Linked DNA regions of Homo sapiens: region 1 is linked to region 2. A link is a loop called in an ENCODE intact Hi-C map of the cell type or tissue named here. Cell type or tissue: GM12878. All regions are shown on one strand. Each heading gives the region's core, and the rest is flanking DNA. Links, peaks and the distances in the headings are about the cores only. Region 1 holds the start of LINC02639 (long intergenic non-protein coding RNA 2639). Region 2 has its middle 9.2 kb from the start of LINC02660.

The links. Peaks named below come from ENCODE experiments on the same cell type or tissue, not always from the same donor. Only the 100,000 strongest peaks of a DNase experiment are listed, where the experiment ranks them.
Region 1: a loop joins it to region 2, with 5 times the contacts of the local background. A loop is called at or near these places in 4 of 110 quality-filtered maps.

The regions. Positions count from the first base shown.
Region 1 is chr10:3,831,616-3,840,661 of GRCh38, reverse strand. LINC02639 (long intergenic non-protein coding RNA 2639) reads right to left here and starts at 6,712. Exons shown (of 2, transcript NR_134490.1): 1 at 6,425-6,712; 2 at 5,934-6,181. In GM12878, for the core only: no CTCF peak of the experiment used is centred there; DNase peaks (open chromatin) are centred at 4,051 and 4,731; H3K4me3 peaks cover 980 bases; H3K27ac peaks cover 3,422 bases.
Region 2 is chr10:3,898,343-3,907,388 of GRCh38, reverse strand. No RefSeq gene overlaps it. Among named protein-coding and RNA genes, the nearest start is that of LINC02660, 9.2 kb to the left of the region's middle. RefSeq lists enhancers at 4,699-4,988, 4,211-5,259. In GM12878, for the core only: a CTCF peak has its summit at 5,123; a DNase peak (open chromatin) is centred at 4,768; H3K27ac peaks cover 1,896 bases.

The DNA of each region.
Region 1 (9,046 bases), core at 499-8,498, 67 kb after region 2:
GTGAGTATGAAAAGGGTGACTCAGTACGATTTACTCTGCATCATCAAAATTAGTTCTGGCAAACCACCTCCAACACTTTTCTTCAACAATGCCATAAAAAAGTCCCACATGTAGTTAACAAAATAATAAATGTTGTGTCTGGTTCATCTTGGAGGGCCCTGTGAGGCAGGTGTATTGCCAACAATTCGACATTTTCTGGGTACATGATTCAGGGATCTTGTCCTCATTTTTAGGAAAGCAGGAGAGAACTGGCAATACCTATTTTGAAAAATATCCATATGAAGATTATTGTAGATACACCTCCTAGCTTGACTGTTGGGGCCAGGACCACCCATTTTTGTTTGCTTGTTTGTTTGTGGTTGTTCTCCATTGGAACATTAAATAGCCTTCCAATTAGGCAATGTTCTAGTCAGTTTCTTCATCTTCATAGGGAAACATAAATCTTGCCTTCTGTTTTGACTAACATAAAAGTAAATAGAGTTCTTATTAGCAAAAGAGAATTTGTGCATGCTAATATTGCCAGATAATATAATCACTAGTTCTCTGCTGGTTGTTATTAAAAGGCAGATGCATTGGGAATTCTGGGAAGATATGGGGTAATTCTAGCCCTCCAGATATTCTAAGCCATACTTTTAATACAGAAGATCAGAAAGCTGTACATTTGAGCCATATTATTTTGCATTTTTAAACTAAATTATGCTCGATTTTATTTCTTTGCCTACATTGGTGCACAAGAAACAGGCCATTGTTCATTAACAAGAGAATGGAAAATAAAATGTGCCGTATTAAAACACCAAAATACCATACAGCAGTGACAATGAATGAACTACCACAGTCAGCAACATAGGTAAATACGAAAATCTTAATGTTGAAAAGAGAATTAACACAACAGTAGAAATAGACCAATTTCATTTATATGAAGTTCAAAACTTACAAAAGTAGATAATATATTGTTAAAAAATGCCTGTGAAATAGATAAAAATATTTTATAAATCAAGCAAGTAATAAGCACAAAATTTTAGCAAGTTGGCACTCTATCAGGGAAGGGAAAACTAAAGACTTCAAAATATTGGCAAAGTTCTAATTTTTATGATGCATAATGATATGCTTTATCAGTGTCTTTGTGGCTTTCATATATATGCATATATGTATACTATAAAATATGTATGTATATGTATGTGTGCGTTTGTAGTATAATATAATAAACAAGAAGACCAAGGTGTCTCATGCAATCTGCTCTGACATCGCCCATGGGGGTGTTTGGGGGCGCTGTGCTATTATCCCACATCTGCTGTCGGAGGCCCGTTGACATGCTACTCACGGGTCTTAGAGCCAAGAAAAGTTAGTGACACTACTGAGCAACAGGTTTGTTTTGAACTCTTGAACTCTTACAATTACACTTATTTCTTCTTTGTTCTAGTCAAAAAAGGAAGTTCAGAATCAAATCTATGGTTCCTCATAATTACCTGAACAGGATTGTATTGTGTGCACTTGCCACACCGACCTGAGTGTGGTTGGGTAAACAAGAGCAACCCTTTGCCTTGCCTTTCATGACAAGCCCAGGGTGTTTGGCCCTGTGGAATATTCAGGCTATTGTTTTTTAATGTCAAAATTTTTTTTTGTAGAGACTGGGTGTCCCTAAAGCTGGTCTCAAACTCCTGGCTTCAAGTGATCCTCCCTTCTTGGCCTCCCAAAGCCCTGGGATTACGGGTGTGAGCCACTTGAACTTGAATGTGCCGGGCCATTGAACTTGAATGACCTTCGTCCTCTCCACTTTCCCAGAGAAAGATCCTCTTCCCACTAAAGCAGGTTGTGTTAGGTTCTTTGGAAGCTCTGGGTTTGTCATTAGACACATGGGGGAAGAGGCTACAGACAGAGTCTACGTCTCGCCCTGGCTGTGACCTTGCCTGAGTCACCCAGCCTTGCTGCTGGGCATCAGTTTCCACATCTGTAAAACAGAAGGGTTTTAGAGCCTCTTGCTCATACAGATATGAAGATTTAAGTGAGGTGTGTCAGGTAAAGCACTCAGGACAGCGCCTGACCAGACTCTCCTGGTCTCCTAATGGCCCCATAGCTTCTTGTGTGCATAAAGCAGTCAGTGCCCCAGTTCCTTAACACCCATTTAGCTGCTATTGCTGCAGTATTTCAGCTATTTTCATCTTCGTTGCACTTTTCTAAAACACCATTCGGGTTACACTGCATCTTTGTGTATAATCCTGCAAACACTGCCTGTCCTCAAGATCTAACCCAGTCTTTCATGACCCTTGGTCATCCACATCCTGCCTCTCTAGTCTTAGTGTGGGCTGTCTTCCTTAGGCTGGTCTTGGGTTTGAGCCTATCAATAAAACACACAGAGCCCTGAGGGTGCCAAGCCTCTTCAGCCTCCCTCAGGACAGCTGCGCATTCCGCCTTCAGCAGCCTTGGCTACCCCCACCCACACCCCCACCCCAGCAAATCCAACCCCAGTAACACACTGTCAGCTCCTGCAGCCCACAGCCCCAGGACAGCGTTTCTATTCCAGCCCCGCTCATGTTATGTTGCACCGACTCTTCGTATTTTATCTCTCCTGGACTAATCCTGCTTTGTATGTCAAGTGGCCAGGGCAGGCTCAGCCTGCACATCCATGCTGAATGAAGAAATACACTGAAAGGCACACGATAGTTAGACAAAATGTACATATTTGCAGCACTTTAATTCTCTCAGTCCATTAGGGTAAATGCTGACGAAATTATAGTAATGCCATTTAAGCATTTTGAATACTCTAGAAGCACAATGTATTCTTATCAGACTAATGTCACCATTATACTTCATCTAATGGGCATTATCTGCCCTCTCACTTCTCTGAGCCACCTAATAGGCAGCATGGAGGATTTGTGATGCATTGCATTTAGAAGAAATAATGTTTAAAGTGGGGTGAAATGGCTCTGACCCAAGGGGACTAATTAATCATTCTAGAAAATCGTGTCATCTCAGAACTGGACCCTGAGTTTCTTTAGCCCAGTTTAAACCAAGAGAATGAATAGCTTTGGGGGCTCCCAAAATTATTCGTATGATTCTGCTGTCTGGGAGTTAGAAGCTAGATGAAAATTCCCAGAGAATCACTTACGTTTGAGAAGTGTCGAGAAATTACTGCAGAGCACTATTAAACTAATAAGAATGATTGAAACCACGCACAGATGTCAGAAAGACATCATCAGTCACATACTCATGAACAGATATGTTACACAAACATTTTCAAAGGATGTGATTTAAATTTAATTTTTAAACCATTCTGAATAATTGTGAGATGGTGAGTTGTTCTTTTTAATGGAGGGGGGATGAAAAACCAATACAAACACAGCAATTACTATATGCCAGACATCGTTCTAATTGTTTGGAGTATGTTAACTGATTCTATGCTTACAAGAAATCTAGAAGTTTTTGTTTATTTTTTTTAATTTGGGGAGATGAAAAACCAATACAAATACAGCAATTACTATATGCCAGATATTGTTCTAATTGTTTCCAATATATCAACTGATTCTATCCTTACAAGAAACACAGGAGGTAGGTGCCATATCTTGCATAAGTAAACTGAGGCACAGGGAACTGAAGTATGAACTGGTGAAGCGGGGATCTGAACCAAGTCCTTGACTTGAGAGTCCTTCCCATCTCCGAGGAAGTGTCGCCCTCAATAAATACTAGAAATAGTTGGGTTGGCAACTCAGTGCTTCCATTAACTCCATGTGGCTGAAACACGGTTGGTACATTGTCAAAAATGGTAGAGAAATGTTCAATTACATGTGAGATTTGTGCCTATGTGTGTGTCTTGTGAGTGTATTATTTTGCTGGGGGAAGAAAAGAGCACTAAATTACTTAGCTTGACAGTTAAAAATACAAATAATATTAACAAATAACATATGAGTGTGTATGTAAGATGGCTCTCAAATGAAAGCTTTATTTCAGTGTGAATATAAGTATTACAGAAGTGTTGCATTATGAATGCCTTATTTGGTCAGGGTGAGACTGAGTTCTTTTAGAGTGGGATTTTCCCCTGGGTAATTGTAAACCACTAGTCCCAATTGTGAGCACTGGTGGACTTGACAAGATGTGTGGCTCCAATTTTCAATTCAATTTTCAATTTCAATAGTTGGATCAAATCCAGGAAATGTAGAAATGCTATTTTCCACGAAGCTAAGATTGAAGACATTGCTACCCATGCAGTTTTAAAACAAAGTGAAAAATATCAGACAGTTTCACATTTACTCTAGCTCTAGATACGAATGCTTTACAATACAAGAGAGCTAGAGATACAAATGCATATGATCATAAATACCTTTAAAATTAAGTATGAGTTTTCCAGAAAGTATTTAGGTATAGCAGGAATACAAGAAAAAAAACTGAGGCCACACTATAATCTATACAAATTGGGGAGAAAAAAGACAGTGCCATGCTGTTGTTGACTTGTATTGATGAGAGAGTAGCTGGCATGTTGGAATTCTGTGGCACAGATTTAAACATCTATGAGTCCCATAACTTTTAAAGATATATGGGGTCTGCCATATACACTGAACCAACCAGGATGCCCTAAGAGAGCATCAGTAGCAAGTCCAGCCACTGCTGTGTTGTTAGCAACAGCACCCATGCTTCGAGGGGAATACTAAGCTGCAAAGCAGGAACTTCCATGGGGAAGTCCTGCGAAGCAAGCAGAGTGGGGCCTCTGTGTTTTCCTGCTTTTAATAGAGTAGCTTATCTCTGCCCCATTGTCCTCAGCCTGTAATTTGTAAACTTGCTTCTGCTGATTGTCGTTGGCTGTGAAATCGACTCCTGCTGGAAACGGTTGACAGAACTTCTGTCTGCCTTTGACAAGCAGCTAACTCATTAAGCGACTAGTTTCTTTTTAATTCAAAATCATAATTCAACAACGGAACAATCTCAAAAAATGACTTGAAAATTCAGAAAGTAGTTTGATTTTTTAAAAAAACCTGTATATATTTTATGTACTGGAGGAAGGAGCAGGGAATTGTTTATTTAAATTTTGTTTTTCTCAGAAGGAAGTAACAGTAAAGTTGGTGTAGTTTTCAAATCCCTCATAGAGGAAAAATTTAAACAAATGGTTTAATATTACTCAATAGGTCAGTCTATTTACATTGCTATTAACAGTTATCAGCAGACTTAATACAATTTTAAGAGATTTAACAAACAGTTGGAAATTATTAATTTGAACAAGTTTAAAAATCAGTTTTACAGATGTATAACTGATGTTAGAATAACTAACAAAGATTCAATTATATGTGTATAGAATACAATTTTCTTAAGTATATAAAACATTTATAAGAGGAATATATGTAAGACATTTTATGCCCATATCATGGGCAATTTTCAGTTCAATATAACAGATATTTAAGATACCTTTAGCTCAAAGTTTTATTAATTAGAATAAAAAAGTTAAAATGTGTTTAATATTAAATGCCATCATTAATTCAACCAATTTAGTACATATTGCTGAAAACTGTTGAGTAAATATACTAATTGTTTTGCAATTCTGTACAACTTCACTGAGGTCTCTTAAACTTTTGACCTTCTTCATTTTCTTCAAAGACTATAAATCATGATATTTTTTAGTAATCTTTAAATTATTACTTAATCTTTTTAAATTTAATCCAATAGCAAGAATGTTTTCTGAGGCGGCAAATGAAAAAGAACTGGGTGATATGCACATTTACTGAAACAAAGATGAATAAACCCAGTGGCTTCCCTACACAAGATAATAATCTAGTCTGCAGAAATTGGCAACCTAATATAAAATAGAGCTGATGATAATTTCACCATAGGGATTTCAATGTTTTGTGACTATCTATCTATAATTCTAAACATTTTTTGACCACAGTCAAGGGGACAATAAGACCTGGTTTTAGAAATCGTTCTTACACATAATGAAAACTTGTTTGACATCCATTGAGGGAGCATTTATTAACCGCCTCTGGATGAGGTGGAGACTGGCGCTGGGATGTAGGTAGGACGGTGACAAGTGTGGTCCTATCACATGAAGGACAGTCATACAGAGGAAGGGTGAGATCCAGTGCCAGCATCTCAACACCATATGTAACACTTCCTCCTCTGCTCCAAACCAAGAAACAACCGCCCAGCTTCCTTCTCAGGAATCTCATCCATGTGTCTCAGACAGAGGGATCAGGTGTTGCTGAGGAGGAGGGATACACAAAATTCAAACACAGATGCATTTAATCCTTCTCAAAGCCTTTCCTATGAGTACGTATTGTATGACAGCTGGTTGTCCTCAAGAGCTACTCTAGAAACCGTCTTTGGATCTCAGAAACTACTAGGGATCCAGCCGGCCCCATTCTCCCCTGCTACCCTCCTGCAGACGTACATCCTTGGATAAGACACTTAGTTTTCCCTGGACTGAGGGTGATGTAGTACTTACCTCATTTCATTAAACTGATGACTTACTGATACAGCATCAAAAACAGAAGCCACTGCAGTGAACCTTTCTTAGTCCTGGGTGGAGAGCCGTGCATTGTACGTGGGTTAGCTCCTTTTGTCCTCAGAATAATCCATGAAGTAGATAGTAGCATCATCCTCATTTTAGGTTGGCAGCTGGAGTTCACATGGCTTAAATAAATAATGTGCCCCAGACTGCACCACGCGCGAGTGAGCAAGCGGAACCCCACCAGGGCGGCCTCTCTCTTGGTCTTGGAGTGTCACTGTTACTGCCATTCAGAGGGTACAGGACAAGCCCTGGGAGCATCCTTGGGGCACAGCAGCTGCTCAGAAGAATCCTTGTAATCCCGTCCTCTGAATGAGGGATTACTGGAGCAGTTCAGGACGGGCAGGAGGACTTCTGAACAGGTGTTGGTCTGAGCCAGGGAACCTTGGGAGCACTTTAGGAAAACCCTGGAATATCACTTTTTTGTTTGTTTGGTTTTTATTTTTTTTCTTTTTTTTTTGTTTTTCTGAGACATGGTCTTGCTATGTTGCCATGGCTGGAGTTCAGTGGTGCAATCACAGCTCACTGCAACCTCAACCTCCAGGGCTCAAGTGATCCTCCAGCCTCAGCCTCCCAAGTGGCTGGGACTAGGGGTGGATGCCACGATGCCTGGCTAAATTTTAAATTTTTTTGTAGAGACAAGGTCACACTATGTTGCCCAGGCTGGTCTCAAACTCCTAGGCTCAAGTGATCCTTCCACCTCAGCCTCCCAAAGTGCTGGGATTACAGGTGTGAGCCACCACACCCGGTTACTTCAAAATATTTGACAGCACCTGTGCCCACGACATCTTAGGGCACCACCCCCCTGACAGACTCCCTGATACAGGCATGAGATGTCTAAGGGTTTATTTTCCACCTGCCAGCTGTGTGATAGTCTAGCTTTCCAGGAACGCGGCCTCCCGTCGGGATGTTGTGTGTCTTTTCTAAACTGTTCCATTCATGTCAGCTCTGGTTGTCTACAGACCTTTATTTTTCTGCCTCTATAAAGATTCTGTCTTTCCCAGTGGGATTCTCAGAAAATGTCTTCTCTTTTTCAAGACTAGCCAGACACTGCCTTCAGAAAAAAATCTCCTTTCAATTGATTTCAAATAATGCTTTATACTTTGATAAGCATCTTTAAAAGAAAGACATAAACTTGCCTCCAGGCTCTGCAATATTAGCCAGTGTTTAGAGAATAAAGATACTGACAGAAAGAGTTTTGTATTTCAGTGATGGTCTATTACATTTCCTTAAACATCATCCTCGTCCACTTGATGAATGGTAAGATATTTTCATCTCTTTCATTTCATAAGCTATTACCGTTGAATAAAGTTAAAGCACTGAACAAAAAGACAGGATACGTGGCTGTGGTCTTCATCCTGAAGAAAGTGATTAACCATAGGACACCTTGAAATTTAAATCTCTGTCTCTTCACTCATAAAATGGGAGTTATAGTACATGAACTTCTTCACAGAGTAATTGTAGGGAAAACGATTAGTTCACATAAAAGTTATGAAAATGGAGACACTATCACCAAACTGTTATATATGAAACTCCTTTCTTTCTCTTTTCTGTTTCTGTTTTATTTTTGCTGTTTTTGAGATAGGGTTTCACTCTGTTGCCCAGGCTGGAGTGCAGTGGTGTGATCTCAGCTCACTGCAAACTCTGTCTCCTGGGCTCAAACCCTCCTACCTCAGCCTCCTGAGTAGCTGAGACTGCAGGAATACACCATCTTGTCCAGCTAATTTTTTGTAGAGACAGGGATTCACATATTGCTAGGGCTGGTCTTGAACTCCTGGACTCAAGCGATCTGCCTGCCTCAGCCTCTTAAGTGTTAGGATTAGAGGCATGAGCCACCACCCCCGGCCGTTCCTTAATTTTTGAGGAAATTGGCTGTCTGGTCATTTTACTGTAATTACAAATTCATTCTCATACTTCCATTGCCTTATACCTTTGCTGAGCAGACATTTAGTAAGTGCTTACTAAACAAAATGAAGCTGTTTTATTTCTATGGTATGTCGTGACTTTTCAGATGCACCCAAGCAACCTAAAACTGCTCCAACTACAATTTCTCCCAAAGCATACATTTAATTCAGGTTAAATTGGATATAAGAACAAATATGAGACTTAATTTTTAACATCCAGAATTCTTCATGCTGTTACATAAGTTCATGGCAGTATCATTAGGGCACCAACAAGAGGGGTGCAAATTACAGATTCTAAAAGTCATCACAATGATATGATTGCCTGTGTCCCTATTATGTCATTCATCCGGAGAAGTGACTCTTTTGTAGCCTGTGTAATTTCTCCAAGTAGAAACAATACATCGAAGATATCATTTTAATGTAATGCTCAGTGTTGTTTAGAAAATGTTGATGCAGATGTTCTTTCAATAGGAAATGGGAAATTCTCTCTCTTCTGTCCAAGCCTGATGCCAAATGAAGGCATGTTCCCCGCCTTCATTTTCTGTGTTTCCATGTTCCAGCTAAATCACGGCAGTTGAATACAACAGAAGTAAAATTGATTTAACTTCTGAAAGAAAGCTAATCTCAAACAAAATAACCACTTTTGCAATATACA
Region 2 (9,046 bases), core at 582-8,581:
TCTCTAAGGACCACCAGGAACATTTTCTCTAATGAAAAGTTTACTTTTCACACCTGTAAATTACCTGTAGAAAAACTTTAAAATGTTTAAAATGTACAAATACAAAGGGTCTTTTGGACCCAGACAGCACATGACAATTATGTTTTCAGGTGTGCTGACACCTCACTCTGCTGAGAGTTAAGTCTGTGAGTTGTCTCCACCAAGAGCTCCTCGTTTGAATCACCCTGCGAGAACTTTGCTTCCTTCAAGAACCCTCATTCATAAAAACAATGCATAGAATTTGAACACGTTGGTATTTTTTTTTTTAAAAAAAAAAAAGGAACTCAGTTTAGAAAACACCAAAAAGAACAAAGATGTGCAGTGAGGCTGGTGCCGCGTCACAGTGGCTCCAAAAGAATTCCTGGAGAGGTTGAGCGTGCAGAGGTCATGGTGTTCCTGCCCCGCTGCTGTATTTGGTTATAAACAAGCCAAAGGAATTGCTCAGGACACTGGCAAGTGTTTCCCCCGATGTTGCTTCTGCTGTTGTTCATTCATTTCTTTCCAAACAAAATCGAGAAAGCTGAATGCACATTTTGGTAATCAAAAGTTGTGGAGAAATAGGGAGTCTAAACCCTCCCTCTGGAAGTGAAGAGCTTCAACGATAACATTTGGCCGGTTTGTTTTCTCGTGTTTACTCGGTCCGTTACCATAGGAATGTTTTCATATACAAACACTAAGCCTTGGCAGGCGAGGCCCCTTCGGGTACCTAAGACCCCATCTGCTGCACGCAGGGCCTGAGTCTTCCATGCTTTCTCTGTGATTCAGTTTTAACAACATTACAGCTCACGACTCATAAATGCCTTAGATGATTGTTTGTTCGTAACAACACAGATTTTAAGAGATAGCGAGACAGTCAGCCTGAACCCAGAAGAATAATTTACCTTCAGCTCGCATGTTCAGAAGTCACTGTGGAACTCCCAATAGGTGAAATCTTGTTAGATCTCTGAATTTTAAGGTAAATCATATCAACCTTCAGATTTGAGAGAGATATGTAAACTAATACCGATTTTTGTAAAAGGATCTGAGGGATGCCTCATGTTGATGATAGACTGGCTTGGGCCTAGAAAGCCTATGTAGTGATGGTGTTTTTAACTGTGATTTGAATTGGTTTCGTACTCCCCCTTCCTCCTCCCCTTTCCACCCCGTCCCCCACCCCGCCCAGCCCTCGTGTCACTAACTAGCTGTGTGACTTGCAGGCATATCTGACACTCTGTGAGCATCTGTCCCTTCTCTACATTATGGTGGTGTTTTCTCCATGGGCTTTTTGTAAATACTAAACCAGAGAAGAAATCACTGCAGCCTGTTGCCTGTTCTCACTTTTCTCCCCCTTCTTTTTTTCCCCTAATCTTGCCTAAGAGAATTAGGTTCATTAAAGAATAGTAATAAGGAAATTACCCTATTGTGGCCATTTTGGCCAAAGCTGTAAGGCCCTGAGGCTATAATGTTCTCAAAACAATTTCTGTTTTCAAGGTATGTGGTCACCTAATCACTTCAATCCCCACCGGGGCCATAACAGAAGATTGCCACTTTGCTAATTTTACAGATAAAGAATCTGAAGAGAAACGAAGACGGGCAATTTAGAAACACAGCTGTCACTACAAAATTGAATCTACTTGTGTCTAAAAGTAACTGTGTATTCAATGCTTGGGCTCAAATAATAAAAGAAAGAAAAAGAAAAGAGAACAGAAAACTAAAAAGTTGTTGCATAGATAAGTGAGTGTTATGGCTAATACATTTTTGTCAATAAGCTTAAAAAATTGAGAAAATTATGCTTAGAAAATTATGTTTCTTTTTTTTTTGAGACGTAGTCTCACTGTGTCGCCAAGCTGGAGTGCAGTGGTGTGGTCTCAGCTCACTGTGACCTCTGCCTCCTGGGTTCAAGGAATTCTCCTACCTCAGCCTCCTGAGTAGCTGGGATTACAGGCACCCGCCACCACATCCAGCTAATTTTTGTATTTTCGGTAGAGACAGGGTTTCAATCGCCAGGATGGTCTCGATCTCTTGACCTCGTGATCCACCCACCTCAGCCTCCCAAAGTGCTGGGATTACAGGTGTGAGCCACCGTGCCCGGACATTCCTTTTTTTTTATTTTTTTTTTATGAAATGGTTCATTTCAGAGAACCTCTGAACCTCTGACCTAAATTGTTGTGATATTATCATACTTTATCTAATGGTATGAACCCAACATAGGAGAGATGGATGATTATGACTTTGACTTGTGTTCTCCTGGACTCTGGAAAATGTCCTCCCTCCAGACCACCTAACTCAGATAACTGCAGTGTCCTCTTTGGTGACACTCCCTATTTCCCTAACCCCAACGTGGCAGAGTCGGCCACTTCTTCCCTTCAATCCCCTCAACCTCCTAGGCTTTGCTGTATGATAACTCAGTCAGAAACTCCTCTACTATTTTCTATTTTTCCTCTTTCTGGGCCTTCAAGAACCACATACGAATTTAGAATTAGTTTCTGAACCACACTGTTTGCTGGTAACTATCCAGGTGGAAAGATGAGGCCAGTATTTGTAGCGTCTCCCTCATGGTGGTCCATCTTTTCTCTTCAATTTCCTAAAACAACAACCTGAGCATGGAAATCCCCCAGTGATAAGGCTTCGGTGGTTCCTCATTATTTCAGAATTAAAGCCAAAGTCCTTATCAGACCTCTGGTCTGCCTCTCCTGCCCTCTCTGCCACTGCAAACCTTCTGCACCCGACATCCTTGCCCGATCAGCCTGCCTGTCCTTCCACAAGCACCTCCTCAAGTGCACTGTTGCTAAAGTGATTTGTTTGTTTAAAAAGCCTTATCCTTTAGTCTACACAATCCTTTAGGTTTATCCCTAATCCTACCTCAAGGGGTATTTTCAAATCAAAAGACCTCACTCTTTCTGTCCCCTCATACCAATAGAGCTTGCTTTATTGTTATAAACATATCTTAGCATACCTGGTATCAGAATTGTTTCCATCTGTGTCTTCCTCCAGGCTGATTTCTAGGACTGCCTAATTTACTCCCATGGGGCTTATGACAGTGTTTTGGACATGGCAAGAAATTAATAATTCTTGTCTGACTGTACTAATCTGATTACTGAATGTATTACTCTTAACCCCAATTTTTTTGGCCTGAGTTTGGGTCCATTGTCACAGGTATGCCTTGTTTTAGCCAACACTCAATGTGCCTTACCTCCTTATATCCAAATGCCTTGCAGTCACCTTTGCTTGGATATTTAATAGAGTTAAAGCGTCACCTGGTCCTCATCTAACTTTTGACATCCTCCCCAAATGCTGCCATATCTTCAGTCTTTCCCATCTCAGGAAATAGCCCAGGCTTTTATCTCATTACTCAGGTCACAAAATAAAGTCATCTATTTTTCTTCTCCCTCTCTTACCTTCATTAGCGTGTCCTATCAACAGTCATCTCAGGCGGGGCGTGGTGGTTCACACCTGTAATACCAACACTTTGGGAGGTCAAGGCAGGCAGATCACCTGAGGCCAAGAGTTCGAAACCAGCCTGGCCAACACAGTAAAACCCCATCTCTACCAAAAGTACAAAAATTAGCCAGGCATGGCGGTGGGCACCTGTAACCCCAGCTACTCTGGAGGCTGAAGTGGGAGCCCGGGAGGCAGAGGTTGCAGTGAGCCGAGATTGTTCCACTGCACTCCAGCCTAAGCCACAGAGAGATACCCTGCCTCAAATGAACAAACAAACAACAACACAAAAACAGTCATCAGAATATATCAATATATATATATATATATATCAGTATATCAATATGTCAATATATGTCAATAGAATGAGATATTATATTCTATATTAGATATTATAGCTATATTCTATTGATATATATCAATAGAATGAGATATATATTGTTCTGTATATATATCAATAGAATAAGATATATATTGATATTGATGTGTGTATATATATATATATCAATAGAATGAGATATAGAATATATCAATATATCTTGAATCTAACAGCTTCTCATGGCCTCGTCTGCGCCACCTGAGGGCAAGCCTCCATCACCTCTTATGTAGCGCACTGCAGTAGGGACCCCCAGCTGGTGCTCCTGCTTCCCTTCAAGTCCCCGTACTCCATCTGCTGCCTGGCAGCTACTGTACCCCTAAAGCGCCCCTGTCCTGAGTATCTCAGTGTGCTCACCCTCCCTGGCATGCGCTTGTTCTGCCATCCTTCACTGTCTCCCCTTCTCTCTAGATCCTCTCTTTCTCTCCCATCCTCACATACATGACTCCAACTCCACTTCCATTCTGGATCACACTGTGTCCCAGTGATCTCTGAACATCAACTACTTTGTATTAAAATCCCTTCATTTCTGCTTAGGAATCATATGCTATTTGGTTTCCTTGTTCTTTAGAAGTTATTTTCCACCAAGCTTGAACTGTCAGTAAAAGCTGACTCAGAGGCTAGACACTCATCCAGTGCTAGGAAATACAGGAGAAAAATATTTACAGTGAAGTGTTATTAATTATTTTACTCTATCAAAAACTGGTGTTCTGCCTTTTAAATATTAGGTTGGTGCAAAAGTAATTGTGGTTTTTGCCATTACTTTAAATGGCAAAAATTACTTTAAATGGCAAAAACCACAATTACTTTCAATGACTTTTGCACCAACATAAATACTTAGAAGTTAATTAGTGGCCAGGGAGCTGTCAGCACAAAAGGTCTGTGAAGCGACGTGGCACTGCCGTCACGAGAGCACCTCTTTCTACTTCTGTTTTGCTGTGAAACAAAAGAGGCCAAAGAGGAATCAAGAGGTGTAAACAGAAAAGGGACTTTCCGTGAGAGAATTTTTAGAAAAGGTTCTGTGAGGTCACCCTTGTTCTTGATGAAGGACCCCTGATGGCCCAGCCCTGAGCCTGCATCCCCTGGAAAGTGTGTGCAGAACCTCACAGACAGTACTGATGGTTTCTTGAATGTACTTGTGCTTATAATGATTGACGATATAGGTTGCCAAACAAAAAAAAAGTCCAGTTTGTTTCAACATATTCCTTGGATAGTATAATTCATTCTCAAATGAAGAACAGTACAACAAATCAACCACACAAACCTTTATGCATTGCTGTCAATTAATTCCAAAACAGTAGATGTCGCAAGACCATTTCTTTCAGGAGTATGATGCCCAGAGAGTGGCCAGGCTTCTGAGCGATATCCTAATAAGATGATGCCCTAACTCTTCACTGGGTCATGGGAGCAAACATTTCATTGGGTTGGTGTAAAAGTAATTGAGGTTAAAACCAACCACCATTTTTGGTACTTTTGCACCAAACCTGATACATAACTTTTAAAGTTATCCAAACTGTACACTATTCTTCGTAACTATTTTTTTGTGTGAAAATAAGCTAATTAAGAGGAAATCTAATAGAGCTGACACAGACTGCACTTTTACCCTGTCCTGTTAAAGGGAGTTGACTGCTAAGTCAGGACATCTAAATCAAGATCCCGCTTGGTAGTAGTGCACCTGAATCCTGTGTCCCAGCAGTACGTTGAACTGAAAGTGTGGTGCTGGACTCACAAATGTAAGAGCACACACAAGAGCTAATTGTAACAGACATGTATTGAATGTTGACAGCATTAATAAATCAAGGGGAAAATGTATACTTTCTCATATAATGTTTCATTACTTAAATTATTTTGAATGTATAAGTACATGTGTAGTCATTTGTTAATTTTCTTATGGAAAGGATCTGGTAGTGTAGTTTTTGTTTTGTTTTGTTTTGAGACAGGATCTTGCTATCACTCAGGCTGGAGCACAGTGACATAATCGTGGCCCCCTGCAGCCTCATCCTCCCAGATTCAAGGGATCTTCCCACCTCAGCTTCCTATGTAGCTGGGACCACAGGCATGTGCCGCCATGCCTGGCTAAGTTTTTGTACTTTTTGTAGAAACTGGGTCTCACTATGTTGCCCAGGCTGGTCCCAAACTCCTGGGCTCAAATGATCCACCCATGTTGGCCTCCCAAAATGCTGGGGTTACACCTGTGAGCCACTACACCCAGACTGGGAGTGTATATTTCTTTGATTCCCAACATAGAAACTGGCATATTGTTAAGAATATAATGAGAACTCAATATGTATTGGTTGATCTGACTAATAAGTCTCTATATAATTTGGTCATTACATGACTATTATAAATTTTATAAATTTCACATAGATGGATTTGAAATACATTCATTTAAATGTTTAGATTGTTTGGAGGTTCAGTGTTTCTAGGTGAAACACACTATTTTTCAAAGTTATGGCAGTGATGCCTTACACTCATATAGGGATATAATTTAAAATGTTTTTTTCCACACTATGTTCTCACATAATCACTTTTATAAAGTAGATTTTTTTTTGTTTTTTCTTCAACTTTTATTTTAGATACAGGGGAACATGTGCAGATTTGTTACACGGGTATATTACATGATGCTGAGGTCTGGGACACAAAAAATCCCGTCACCCACGGAATGAGCATAGAACACAGTATTTTTTGTGGTTTTTTTTTAGAGTCAGGGTCTCAATCTGTGCCCCAGGCTGGAATGCAGTGGTGCTATCATACCTCACTACAGCCTCCAAATCCTGGGCCCAAGCAATCCTCCTGCTTCAGCCTCTAGAATAGCTGACTACAGACATGTGCCTCCATACTCAGCTAATTTTTTTTATTTTTAGTAGAGATGAGGTCTTGCAGTGTTGCCCAGGCTGATTTCAAACACTTAGCTTCAATGAATCATCCCACCTGTACCTCCCAAACTGCTGAGATTACAGGCATGAGCCACCATGGCCTGCCAATGAAGTAGGTATTTTTAACCCCATTTTATAGATAAGAAACCGAAGGCTCAGCAAGTGTGAATACAATTTCCAAAGTTGTATATTTTATGTAAGAACAGTTAGCCCTTAAACCACATATCCTGACTTTTAGTTCAGTGGGTTTTTTAGTTAGTTTGTTTGTTTGAGACGGAGTCTCACTCTGTCACCCAGGCTGGCGTTCAGTGGCGTGATCTCAGTTCACTGCAGCCTCCCCTTCCCGGGTTCAAGGGATTCTCCTGCCTCAGCCTCCTGAGTAACTGGGACTACAGGCACCCACCACCACACCCAGCTAATTTTTGTATTTTTAGTAGGGACAGAGTTTCACCATGTTGGACAGGCTGGTCTTGAACTCCTGACCTCAAATGATGTACCCGCCTCAGCCTTCCAAAGTGCTGGGATAACAGGCGTGAGCCACCACGCCCGGCCTAGTTCAGTCGTCTTTACGCTGTGTCTTGGTTAAGTGCTTTTGATTCTTCATAAGCTAACTCTCATTCAGTTTTACAATTATTTTATTTAATTTTGCTTTTTCTTCCTAGTTTCCTAATTATCTTCAATTAAAAAAGTGCATAATAAAAAAAAAGTGTGTCAAAGTGCTACCATCTCATTGATCCTTTCTTTTTTTCTCTTTCTTTTCTTTTTCTTTCTTTCTTTTCTTTCTTTCTTTCTCCCTCCTTCCTTCCTTCCTTCCTTCTTTCTTTCTTTCTTTCTTTCTTTCTTTCTTTCTTTCTTTCTTTCTTTCTTTCTTTCTTTCTTTCCTTTCTTTCTTTCCTTTCTTTTCTTTCTTTTCCAAGGTCTCTCACTGTTGCCCAGGCTGGAGTGCAGGGTGTGGTCATGGCTCACTGCAGTCTCAACTCCCAGGCTCAAGCAATCCTCCTGCCTCAGCCTCCAGAGTAGCTGGGACCACAGGCATGTGCACCACTATGGCTGGCTACTTTTTGTATTTTTTTGTAAACACAGGGTTTTGCCATGTTGCCCAGGCTGGTCTCAAACTCCTGGGCTCAAGAAACCCTCTTGCTTCAGCCTCCCAAAGTGCTTAGATTGCAGGCATGAGCTGCCAGGCCCGGCCATCACTGACCCTTTCTAAAGGGCAGTATAAAGAGGTGGAATGAGCACAGTTTCAATCAAAGATCCAAGCATCAGCTTGGCTTTGCTGGGTCTTGGCTGTGAAGTTCTCTGGGCCTCAGCTTCCTTAAATGTAAAGAAGGAATAATAATAATAATAATAATAATAATAATAATAATAATAATATAATAGCCCTTACTTCCCAGGGTTGGAAAGATGATGAAATGAAACAGCTCTGGATAAAAGCATCCTAAAATTTATAGGTTTACACGTTTAGCAAATTGAACCTAATCCAAGAGCTCTACAAGGAGCCAAAACAGAATATGCCTAATCATGAAAAAAATGCAAGAAGAGCAAATATGTATCTAATGCCTCTTTCATGCCAGGTCCTGAGCAAGCAGAAAATAATGCAGACAAATGTCCTTACCTGCAGGGAGGTCACGTGGTACTCAACAAGCTGGGCATGAGGCAGCCGTGTCATGTCTCAGGCTGCTTCCTATGCCATGGCTGTAGATAAAGCACAGAGCTGCATAGCAGGGCCAGACAAGGGAAGCAGATGTCTGCAAAGACCTGGAGGTGTCTTCAAGGGGAGAACATTCCAGCCAGAGGCAAAGACTCTGAGGAAGAAATATTTAAAGAGGGCCGGGCGGGTGGCTCAAGCCTGTTATCCCAGCACTTTGGGAGGCCAAGGTGGGTGGATTAATTGAGGTCAGGAGTTTGAGACCAGCCCAGCCAACATGCTGAAACTCTGTCTCTACTAAAAATGCAAAAATTAGCCGTGCATGGTAGCGAGCACCCATAATCCCAGCTACTCAGGAGGCTGAGGCAGAAGAGTCACTTGAACCCGGGAGGTGGAGGTTGCAGTGAGCCGAGAAGATCACACCACTACACTCCAGCCTGGGCAACAGAGGGAGACCCTGTCCCCCCCCAAAAAAAAAAAAGCATACATATATATATATATAATATTTAAAGAGGGGCATGTAATAGGAGATCAAATCTGAGAAGTAACAATGGTGCATAGGGTGGGGACAGATTGTGCAGGGCTTCTAGGCAATACAAGCTCTGAGCAAAATGGGACATCCTTGAAGGATTTGGAGCTAGAAGCAACCTTTCCACTTTACTGTGATGTAATGGCTGAACTGTGGAGAAC